Regions from separate parts of the Homo sapiens genome. Here regions 1 and 3 are each linked to region 2. The links are chromatin contacts, found by Hi-C or POLR2A ChIA-PET in ENCODE. All regions are on one chromosome and are shown on one strand. The core of a region is the stretch at or near the end of the contact, and the rest is flanking DNA. Distances in the headings are between cores, read along the strand shown.

Evidence for each region. A loop is a pair of places that touch in the nucleus more often than their neighbours do. ChIA-PET counts read pairs that join two places held with the same protein, here RNA polymerase II (POLR2A). Pooled maps may share reads with other maps.
Region 1: a loop to region 2 is called in a map with no recorded cell type, with 18 times the contacts of the local background. The contact joins the enhancer-like site here to the promoter of BUB1 in region 2. A Hi-C loop is called at or near these places in 15 of 37 single-sample maps with no recorded cell type and 6 of 50 pooled maps.
Region 3: a loop to region 2 is called in a pooled map, with 4 times the contacts of the local background. The contact joins the enhancer-like site here to the promoter of BUB1 in region 2. A Hi-C loop is called at or near these places in 3 of 168 maps with a recorded cell type or tissue (B cell, CD4-positive, alpha-beta T cell and HCT116), 2 of 37 single-sample maps with no recorded cell type and 4 of 50 pooled maps. POLR2A ChIA-PET finds 5 or more read pairs at or near these places in 1 of 52 experiments (GM12878).

Annotation. Positions count from the first base shown.
Region 1 is chr2:111,056,771-111,059,867 of GRCh38, forward strand. All of the region lies in intron 16 of ACOXL (acyl-CoA oxidase like), which reads left to right. Among named protein-coding and RNA genes, the nearest start is that of ACOXL-AS1, 57 kb to the right of the region's middle. RefSeq lists an enhancer at 525-724. Within about 2 kb of position 1,466, at least 2 of the 41 ENCODE cell types and tissues checked have a DNase peak (open chromatin) inside an H3K27ac peak, as active enhancers do.
Region 2 is chr2:110,676,311-110,679,364 of GRCh38, forward strand. BUB1 (BUB1 mitotic checkpoint serine/threonine kinase) reads right to left here and starts at 1,753. Exons shown (of 25, transcript NM_004336.5): 1 at 1,660-1,753. The coding sequence starts at 1,685. It overlaps LOC105373554 (a long non-coding RNA gene), which reads left to right and starts at 1,902. Exons shown (of 2, transcript XR_923189.4): 1 at 1,902-2,287. RefSeq lists enhancers at 1,009-1,929, 1,930-2,850, 2,363-2,422, 2,683-2,772 and a silencer at 1,453-1,852.
Region 3 is chr2:111,099,454-111,102,571 of GRCh38, forward strand. The region is part of intron 17 of ACOXL (acyl-CoA oxidase like); the gene reads left to right. ACOXL-AS1 (ACOXL antisense RNA 1) reads right to left here. Exons shown (of 4, transcript NR_122074.1): 3 at 2,444-2,623; 4 at 1-1,690. Among named protein-coding and RNA genes, the nearest start is that of ACOXL-AS1, 15 kb to the right of the region's middle. RefSeq lists an enhancer at 1,650-1,699. Within about 2 kb of position 1,463, at least 2 of the 41 ENCODE cell types and tissues checked have a DNase peak (open chromatin) inside an H3K27ac peak, as active enhancers do.

The DNA.
Region 1 (3,097 bases), core at 216-2,715, 380 kb after region 2:
GAGCAAGACTCTGTCTCCAAAAAAAAAAAAAAAAAAAATTTCATGGTAGTATGCCAGGCTCCATAGTAAGTCAGCAAAAGGGTCATTTTGGTGGCTTTCTGGACGCAGCTGGCATGGTCCCTCTTCGGAAACATTTTTGAGTGCCTACTATGTGTCCAGCACTGTGCTAGGCACTGAGGGCACAAATATCCATAAAATGTGGCCCTCACCCTCAGGTAGCTCCTTGACAAATAGGTGAGACAGACACTTCAGCACCTTGGAGTGGGCTAAGTGCCGAGAGCAAAGGAATTTGGGAAGCTAGTGGAGCACTCAGTTGGGCACTCAACTCAACCTGGGTTTAGGGAAGACTCCCCTGAGGAGGTGATATTTGAGCTAAGTCCCCATGTCTCTGCAGGAATTTAAATTTAACCAACTGTGTGGGTTCCACTGTGCATGCTGGTGGTGTCGATGTGACACGTTGTGTTCTGACTTTTCCATTTATAGAGTGTTTCAGGTGCACTGATGCATGCCTTGAGAGCTGACTGCCAAAATAGGGGCCCCAGACAGCTGCCTTCCCAGGGGAGGGGTATCCAGAAACTTCCATTCTTGCTGTGCACATTTCCCCAGCTGACCTATAGCTGTCTTGAAATTATAGCATTCAATATTCCTTCCTTGGCTCGGAAGACTTTACGGGCCTTCCAGTAGTTAATGTCAAAGTTAGGTGTCTCTGGGAGGGAATGCAGCAGAAGCCATCAACAGCTAATAGTTGCTCTAGAATTATTCTGAAAGCATGGTGTCCAGGCCAGGGGCCAGGAGTAGAGAGGGAGAGGGGTGGTAGGGGATTAGGAGGGGGAAGGCAGAGGGGTTCCCTCTCTTGCCACAAACAGATCTGCTCTGCTGTCTGTGCATTTACACTTCGCCTAGCTCCTCCACAAAGTTCTGCTATAAGGAGAAATGGGCCAATGTCTTTCCAATCCAAATGCCATCAGAAGCAAGCTCTACATGTGCCCGACTGCCTAAGAGGAGCATATGAGCGCACAGATGGCAGCAGTATATGAGGACATTACACCTGCTCTGCTCCTTGATACTTCATTGTCAAGCATCTAAATAAGTATCTAAATGGAGAACCAGCTAGGAAGTACAAATCCTGGTGTTCAGAAAAGCAGCGAGCCGCCCAGGCGTGGAGGGTGCAACGCTTTGGGGATGCCTACCCATGCGAGTCTAGCACGGCTTGCGGGTGGGGTGTTCCTTCTTGAATGATCTGTTCTCCATTTCCTCTGTGCACAGCTCTGGGGGCAGATTTCATTTCAGACTGCTTTAGAAGACAGGACAGCAGGAGAGGAAATCACTAGAGACAAAAGAAAATTAGAAGGATTTGGTAGAAGTCATATATAGGAAACTGAGAGCAAAATTTGGCTCTCGGAGACTAAAGTTAGTGGGAGGAGAGAACAGGGCCTGGCCAAGACTTATCATTTCACCATTTAAATAGAGATCAAGATGCTAAAGTTCCCAGGAGACATCTCTTTTGTGACTTGCCAAGAGCACGGAGAAATTCCATCAGGGAGCTTCTGAGATATGGATCCAGACTAGCAGACATTAACAGAATTACCAGGTGTCTAGGGGGATCCCAGACTTTTCAGCACACAGTGAGGGGGATGTAAACACTAAAGTTATATGGGAAGTCACGCTGGATGGATTGACGAAGGCAGCAAAGCCTAGCAGTCACACTGAAGCAGCTCCCTGCCGTCAACCAACCACATTTGCACCCTGATTAAAAACTGGAAACGTTAAGAGACTTGAAGATTTCTGCTCTCTGCACCTGCTTAACTCTTCCTCTTGCCCTTACTAAATTTTAGCTGCTTTCTTTTTGGCTAATTTCACAATGTTCAAAAGTCTATTGGAAAAAAAGAAACCCACAAAGCACCATAGATAAAAACTTTGAGATGGGGAAAAAGAAAAATACTGGTTTGATCTGCTCCCTTCCTCTCCCAGAACCCAGGAAAATGCCCAGTACACAAGAAGCAAGGAAGGGAAGGATAAAAAAAGGAGGGAGGGAATTAGTTCTGGATGAAATGTCAGAAAAATGGCCACCATGAAGGCCCCAGTCAACCAATCACTTCCTCTTCTTGGGTCTCCTGATGGAATGTTTTCATCTTTGGGAAAATCTTTCCACCTTTATCTCTTCTAGAACTGTAAAAATGACAGGATGAGCCAGGGCAGTGTCTCATGCCTATAATCCCAGCACTTTGGGAGGCTGAGGAAGAAGGATCACTTGAGGCCAGGAGTTCAAGACCAGCCTGGGCAACATAGATCTCTACAAAAAATTCTAAAAAGTAAATTAGCCAGGCAAGGTGGTACATGCCTGTAGTTCCAGTTATTCAGGAGGTTGAGGCTGGGGAATCACCTGAACCTAGAAATTTGAGGTTACATTAAGGTATGATTGAACCACTGTACTCTAGCCTGGGCAATACAGCAAGACTCTGTCTCTATAAAATAATAATAATAGTAAAAAACTGGAATTGGGATGGGAACAAGGCAACTTGGTGTGTTCCTGAAAACCTTGCCTGATGGAAAGGGCAGCTAATAACAGCCTATTGATAATTGATTAATGTGTTACATTTTGAAAGTACACAAAACATAACATTCAATATCAGGATTAAGATTTATTACATAAGTGAGACAAACCTTCTATTAAAAGTGGAAGGCTCTCAGATTGGATGAAAAATAACACCCAACCATACAATATATATTTCAAAAATGCACATTTTTCCCAGGAAGATGCTGGAGACATACTCATCCCTATTCCTTCTGCTAAGTCCAACTAAAAACACTGGACATTACGTTTAAAACAAACATAAAAGATTCTGAAAGGTAAGAACTAGAAAGTAGACCAAGCTAGGAACCTCAAGACCCAAAGAATGACACAGCAGGAACTCCCTGAATTTTGTTTGTGCCTCATACATTCCAGAGTTAGAGCTGAAGAAGCTGGCAACCTGGAAAAAGCTAACGCACACAAAGGAAAAAAAAAAAAGAGAGAAGAAGGGGTAGAAGAAGGAGGAGGAGGAGAAGGAAGAGGAAGAGAGAAAGGAAGAAGAGGAGAAGAAGAGGAGGTAAATGA
Region 2 (3,054 bases), core at 503-3,002:
CACTCATCAGATTGGCAAAACTAAAAAACATGTGAAAAGATTGTGTAGGTGCAGCAATAAGAAACAGGCTCTCTGTCGCATCTTGCTTGTAGGTGGGCATGTGCTCAATTCCTGCCAAGGGAATTATCTACCAAAACTGGACTGATTTGCTTTTGATCCAACAAACCGCTTCTGCAGATCTAGAAGACACATACACATGTGTATCCGCAAAATGTTATGTACAAGATTTTTCACCGTGCCACTATTTGAAACAGATTGTCAACAACCTGTGTTGACTGCTTAGATCAATTAGGGTACATGAAGTATTACACAGCTGTAAAAAAAGAATAAGAAAGAACTTTATGTATTGGTAGAGATCTCCAGGGATATTGTTAGGCAAAAGAGCAGCGTATATATATACTGTTATATTTTATGTGTGGTAAAGGCAAAAAATGTATACAAACGTGCAGACATTTAATATATTATAATAATGTAAATATTTATATTTCCAAAAAGAAACTAGAAAAACGGTTACATGTGACAGAGTGGGACAGTAGTCAGGTACAGGAGTTCTCGGTAAATACTGTTCTAAATCTTCTTTTAGTCATATAAACGCATTGCTTATTTTTAAAACTAAAAAAAATAATAATTCTGAAGTTTGAATGTCTCTCATGTCTTATAGCAGAGGGACAAATCCCTATTTCAGAACCTTTCTTCCAAAATATGTCTAGTAGGCTCGCCCAAGGTAAACATTTCATATTCTAACACCAACCACATTTCTCTAGTAAAATGACCTAAATGCACTGTAATAGTAAAACATCCAGTTCATTAAAGCACATTAATCTTTAGTAAGTCAAAACAGGACCAGGAATATCTGCTTTACCTTTAAAAAAGGGGCGGGGGACTTCTGAAAGAAAATAATTTGCTGGCTAGGTTGAAGGTTACAGAAAAAGTCTTAGAGCAAATGGATTTTTGTTTTGACTGCATTTAACAATCTCGGTCTTCTGATCGCAAAGAACTGATAAAACGGACCAGTTTTACTTCCTGAACCTATGACTTAATTGTTTTAAATGCCTTTAAGTAACAGTCTGGGTAAATCATCTAAGTCATAAAACAAAGGCGTGGGAACTTTAAGTAAAAAGTGAGTGATGTTAGCAGGTTGGCACACATCACTCAATAATGAGCAAAGCTATTTTTTTTCAATTTTTTTTTCTTAAAGTACCCTGTATTCAAAGACTTTTAAAAAATAGCAGTGAGATTATGGATAGGAGAGCAACTTTAAATTCGTTCCCTACTGTAGTCGAATTGTTAAATACGTGACTTTGAAAACGTATCACAAAATCTAAACACAAGGTTCAGGATTTTTGTTAGGTTGAACTGTCAGGAGGGGATTCCTTACAAAGAATAAACGAGAGCTCTGAGGGCCTAACGAATTATCCAGATTGCTCCAAACGGCCACCGCGGCGCAGATGGGCGGACAAGCGCCGGGCCTCAGCGGAACCCAAGGTGCCGGAGCCCTCCCCGGCTCTCAAGCAGCCCACGGCCTTGCTGGGTGGGACACATTCCAAACCCAGGAAGGGGGCGAAGGGGGCAAAAGAAGGCAGGTCTGGGGCGGGCCGGGCCCGAACCCCAGGCGCCCCAGCCCCCTGGGCTTCCCCACCCCACCAGACGGACACTTACTGAAGGACATTTTCCGGGGTGTCCATGGCCAGAGGACGCTGGCCGGCAGCGGCCAAACCTGAACCGCAAACTAGAAGCCGCCGCCGATTCGAATACCCCGCGCAGCCGCAGTCGGCTCGCCGAACGTTTCAGGGCGCCTGCCCATTGGTGGCGGCGGCAGAAGGTTGGCCAATCACCGGGGCCGTTGCTCGGAGGTCAAGTCCCACCTCCCTCCCTTGAGCCAGTAGCTCCTCCCACTTCCCGTGGTTTTCGGTTGAACCGAAACCTGGCCGTTGGCTGAGCGAGCGCGGGGTGTTTGGGATGCGGCACGGCGAGGGGGAGCAGGCTTGGCTCGGGCGTAGGGAATTGGTTTTTTTGTTTTAGCTATCCAGGTTGTGACTGGTTTACATAATTACACGATTAAGCCATCATTGTAGGAAAGGCTTTGCAGGAGAAAAATGTCTTAACTGGAGGTCTTTGAGACAGAAAAACCCTGCCTCAGCCCTTGGGTCCTGAGAGTCGCGTTTCTTCTCCCCTTCGCTTAAATATGTAAACCAGAATCATTATGTTTGGTTCATGGAACGGAGGAAAAAAATCCGTGTGCAGGGTCGAGACTGTCGTGGCGGAAGCCGCAGCACCCGGGAGGCAGGTGGGGAGAAAAAACGGGACCTGCTGCCGGGGACCCCTCCCGCTTTCTGGCAGTTTTCTATTCAGCGTCCTCGGCTGTGAGAAAACATCCCAGATGCTGAAACCAATAGTCTTAGCCCAGAATCTCAAACGCCGTGGCAAAGAGGGAGTGACGACGGCCTGTGGAAAAACCTGAGGAGTTTTGGGCTTAGCGCCTTCATGTAGAGGGGACGTGGAGGCGGGGAGGGCGTTCTAGGGTCGGCTGCGTAATTATACGAGGCACTGGAAAGTGATGGGTTAGTGTCCTTGGAGTAGACCCCTGGGTTTTATTGAACTGATCTGAAAGGCTGGGCCCTGAGCCACACAGGGGACCTGTCAAACAGCTTCAAGCGGAAGATGGGGCTCACGGGACTGGACTCTCTCTGCAGCCAGCTGTAATTAACACAAAAGCAGAAGAGTTTGGGTAGATTATAGAATGCCAGCTTTGAACATCTTTTGGGGGACAGGGCACTCTGGGAGACCAAGTTCTTAGACACCATAAAATCAAAAATAGACACCTCTTTGTAGAGGAGTCCAGATGTCTAAAGAGGAAATATGTAATAGGCTGATGTTTCTTTTGTTTTTTGTTTGTTTGTTTTTTGAAAAGTTAAAATACTAAGTTTATAAAGTGAAAAAGTTACAGTAAGCTAAGGTTGACTTATTGGAAAAAATGTGCTTATACTATGGAATGAGACCACCACTTCTCCTGTTGTCCCTCCCAGCTTCTTCTCCACCACCTCCCCTTTTCCC
Region 3 (3,118 bases), core at 213-2,712, 420 kb after region 2:
TAAGCTGGGGCTTCTATGGCAGATTTCGGACTCCACTCCACTGCTGTCCTAGTGTCTCCCTAGCTGGGGAGGAGGATGAGCTGCTCCCCCTTGCTGCCCTCTCTGTGAGACCTTGGCTCGAAGGCCAGTGGTGGTGCCCCCGGGGCTCCATCCTAACAAGGTCTCTAAGTACACAAGATTCCTGTGTCCTGGCCATTAAGCATTTTTGCAGGGGTATGTAGAGAACAATTGTGTTCCTTGTTCTTGGAAAATTTAGTGTCCAGGCATTATCCTGTTTCAGTCTTCATTAACCCAGACATTTGTATTTATTTTGCTTCAGATAATTATCAGCATTAGTGAGTAGCTATCAGCTGAGACTCATTTTAAGGAAGAAAGCCTTTCAAAATGACCCAACAGTTAACAATTGTATATCTCCATTAAAACTGACTTCATTTTGCTTTTTAAAAAATAAAGCAAAGATCTCAGCTTCTTAAAGTGGAGAATTTTAATGCAAATGGCTATTTGACTGATAATCTCTTACTTTATTTTACACCGTGCCTTGAAGTTGACTGAAGTTACAGTAGCCTTATTTTGTTCCCTGAACTCCTGGACACAGCTGTCCTGCTCTGCCAGTGCCTGCCTGCATTGGGACGTATGGAAAAGAACAAGTACTTGTGAACATGTGGTCAGCCCATGCTGAGAAATCAATGCAGGAGGAAGCTTTTCAGTCTACCTGTGTTGAGAGAACCACAGCCCAGCTGTGGGTTGCAGATCAAAAAAGGACCCTATTCAGTGTGGTGAAAATAATACTTAGCAAAATGTTGAATCAGGTTCTATTTCCTGCCATGAGCTCAAATAATGGAATCATGTGAGCATGCAGGTGATGAAGGACCCACAGGGAAGTGAGGCAGGCTGTGTAACCCACGCACAGCAGGGAGGAAGGCCACTCCACCTCCCAGGGAACGTAGTGAATTGCCTGTAAAATTAGCAGTATTGAAAAACCAAAAACTCGTTCACTAAGAGAGAAAATAAATACTGATTGTAACCATGTCCAAGAAATCTGGACACCTCCCCCATATTTGATCATATTTACACCCATAGCTGCTACTCTCACCCACATGTTGCCTTCACGTCCTATTTGAGTCATGACTGTCAACTCTGAGATGCATCGTTTCTGTTGGCACCTTAGTGCACCTGAGGCTTTCTCCATGCCTCTAGGGCTGTTTTCATTTTGGTGTCCCCCTGATTTGCTAGGTGAAGCCCAGATTCACCAGCACAAGCACAAATCCTGTTTTGCACCCTTGCTGGGAAGTGGACACAGGAGCAGTTGCATCAGCCAGCAGCCTTCGTCTGCCCTACTGAAAGGAGCCATTCGTTTCCTCCCTGAGTGAGGGAGAGCTGCTCAGGAGCCCAGCTGCAATAAGGAGGCCAAGGAGGGCCTGCTGATGACATGTGATTGAGATTCTGACTGTATCTGCTCAAGTCTAAAATGACCACTAGGGTTGGGTTTTAGTTTCAGTTCAGTCAATCAAACCGTTGAATCATAGAGGAAGAAGAGCATTCAAGCCTGTTGATTGATGAGTCATTCAAGTAGTTCTGAGTAGACATTGCCAATGGCATCTTGCTTTATTCTCAGGAGATGTGGCTTGGAGGAAGAATGCGCAGAAGTGTGGTAGACACCAGGCCCCCAAGCCAGGATGCTGCTTGGCTCCTTTGAACGTAGAAGATGGATTACACTCGTTTACTATTTTAATCTAAGCATAAAGTATAAATGCAGTCACTGCTTAGTGTCACAAAGGCTTGTGATTAAAGAACACACAAAAAAAAATTAGGAGAGAGTTCTAAGCTGGAAAGATGGTGCTGGGATATAGCCCTTCTCAAATCTGAACTTCAAGAAAAACAGATAGCCCACACCCATACCCGCCGGGCTTAGAAACAGTACATGTGCCCTGAACTTCCTACAAATGCGGTGTTGGTTGTTTTCCATGCCACATTGAATGTTTCTTTTTAATGAACACTCAGATTTCCCATCCTTCTATTTCTCATTCCCCAGACCACCTGGATCAAGAGACACATTCAGACGCTAGAATTGAATGTAACATGAACTAAGGTTTAGGCACAGCATATTGAAAGCATTCATTGGAGTGGGGAAGAGAGATGGGGTTTCTCGGTCACTCACCTCCTACCCATAGACTTCTGTTTTTCTCTGTAATGAATTTGAGGGAAAAAAAAAAAAAACTGTTTCCCTCACCTCCACTCCATTCACCCCACCCACCCCATCCAGTAAGGCCCATCTGATTTGGCTTCAAGGCAGTGAGAACCCCTGGCTGTGTCATCCTGACTGAAGCTGGCATGAGGTGTAAGCACAGGGACCTACTCTGCCAGGGTGGGAAGGGACAGCCCCTGGCTGTGGTCAGTGAGTTGAGGATGTTATTGAAATGACATTGAAATGGAGTGATCATACCGGAAATGCAACTGGGAGTCACATTTTTAAATCCTCTTTGATTTGAAAGCATCCCCAGAACTGGTTTTAACCTAGCTTCACATCTGTAGGACTCCTGGTTCACCACCTCTTGGAGACAGCAGGGACCAACTAGAATGTGGGTGTCTCCTGTTCCACCTTCTCCTCCCAGTGCAAAAGACTCTAAAACAGGGAAATAGGGAAAATATGAGTACAAACAGTGTCCTGCTAAGAGACGAGAAAATCTCTCTTTTCCCTTCCCCCTTCCATCTGCTCCTGACCTTGCATGCTCCTCAGTGGTATAAAATACATTGCTGAACCTATAAATGCAGACCATTCAAGTCAGGTTAAGAAAATCTAAATGGGATTTGGTTTCTTCAGTTTGGCCAGTAAAAGGGACCCTGAGGTCACCCTGCTGCAATCCCTGTTTCCTCATGGCAGCCACCTGGTCCACTCTCATGCTATGCCTCACAGTACAGCTTTGTGTATCTGGAGACTGAGCTGGGATCATTCTATTTTCTTCATTCAAGGGTAACTAATAAGCACAAGAGAGGGCAAATTGTTTTGCTGAGCTCCAGCCTCTGAGTTTCTCTGGCAGCTGCATTGTCCTGGTCTCCTTGGGGAGATGCTTAAAGTGCTGGGAAATTGGGTGCCCTTCTCCGTGAGTGTCTTTGGGTT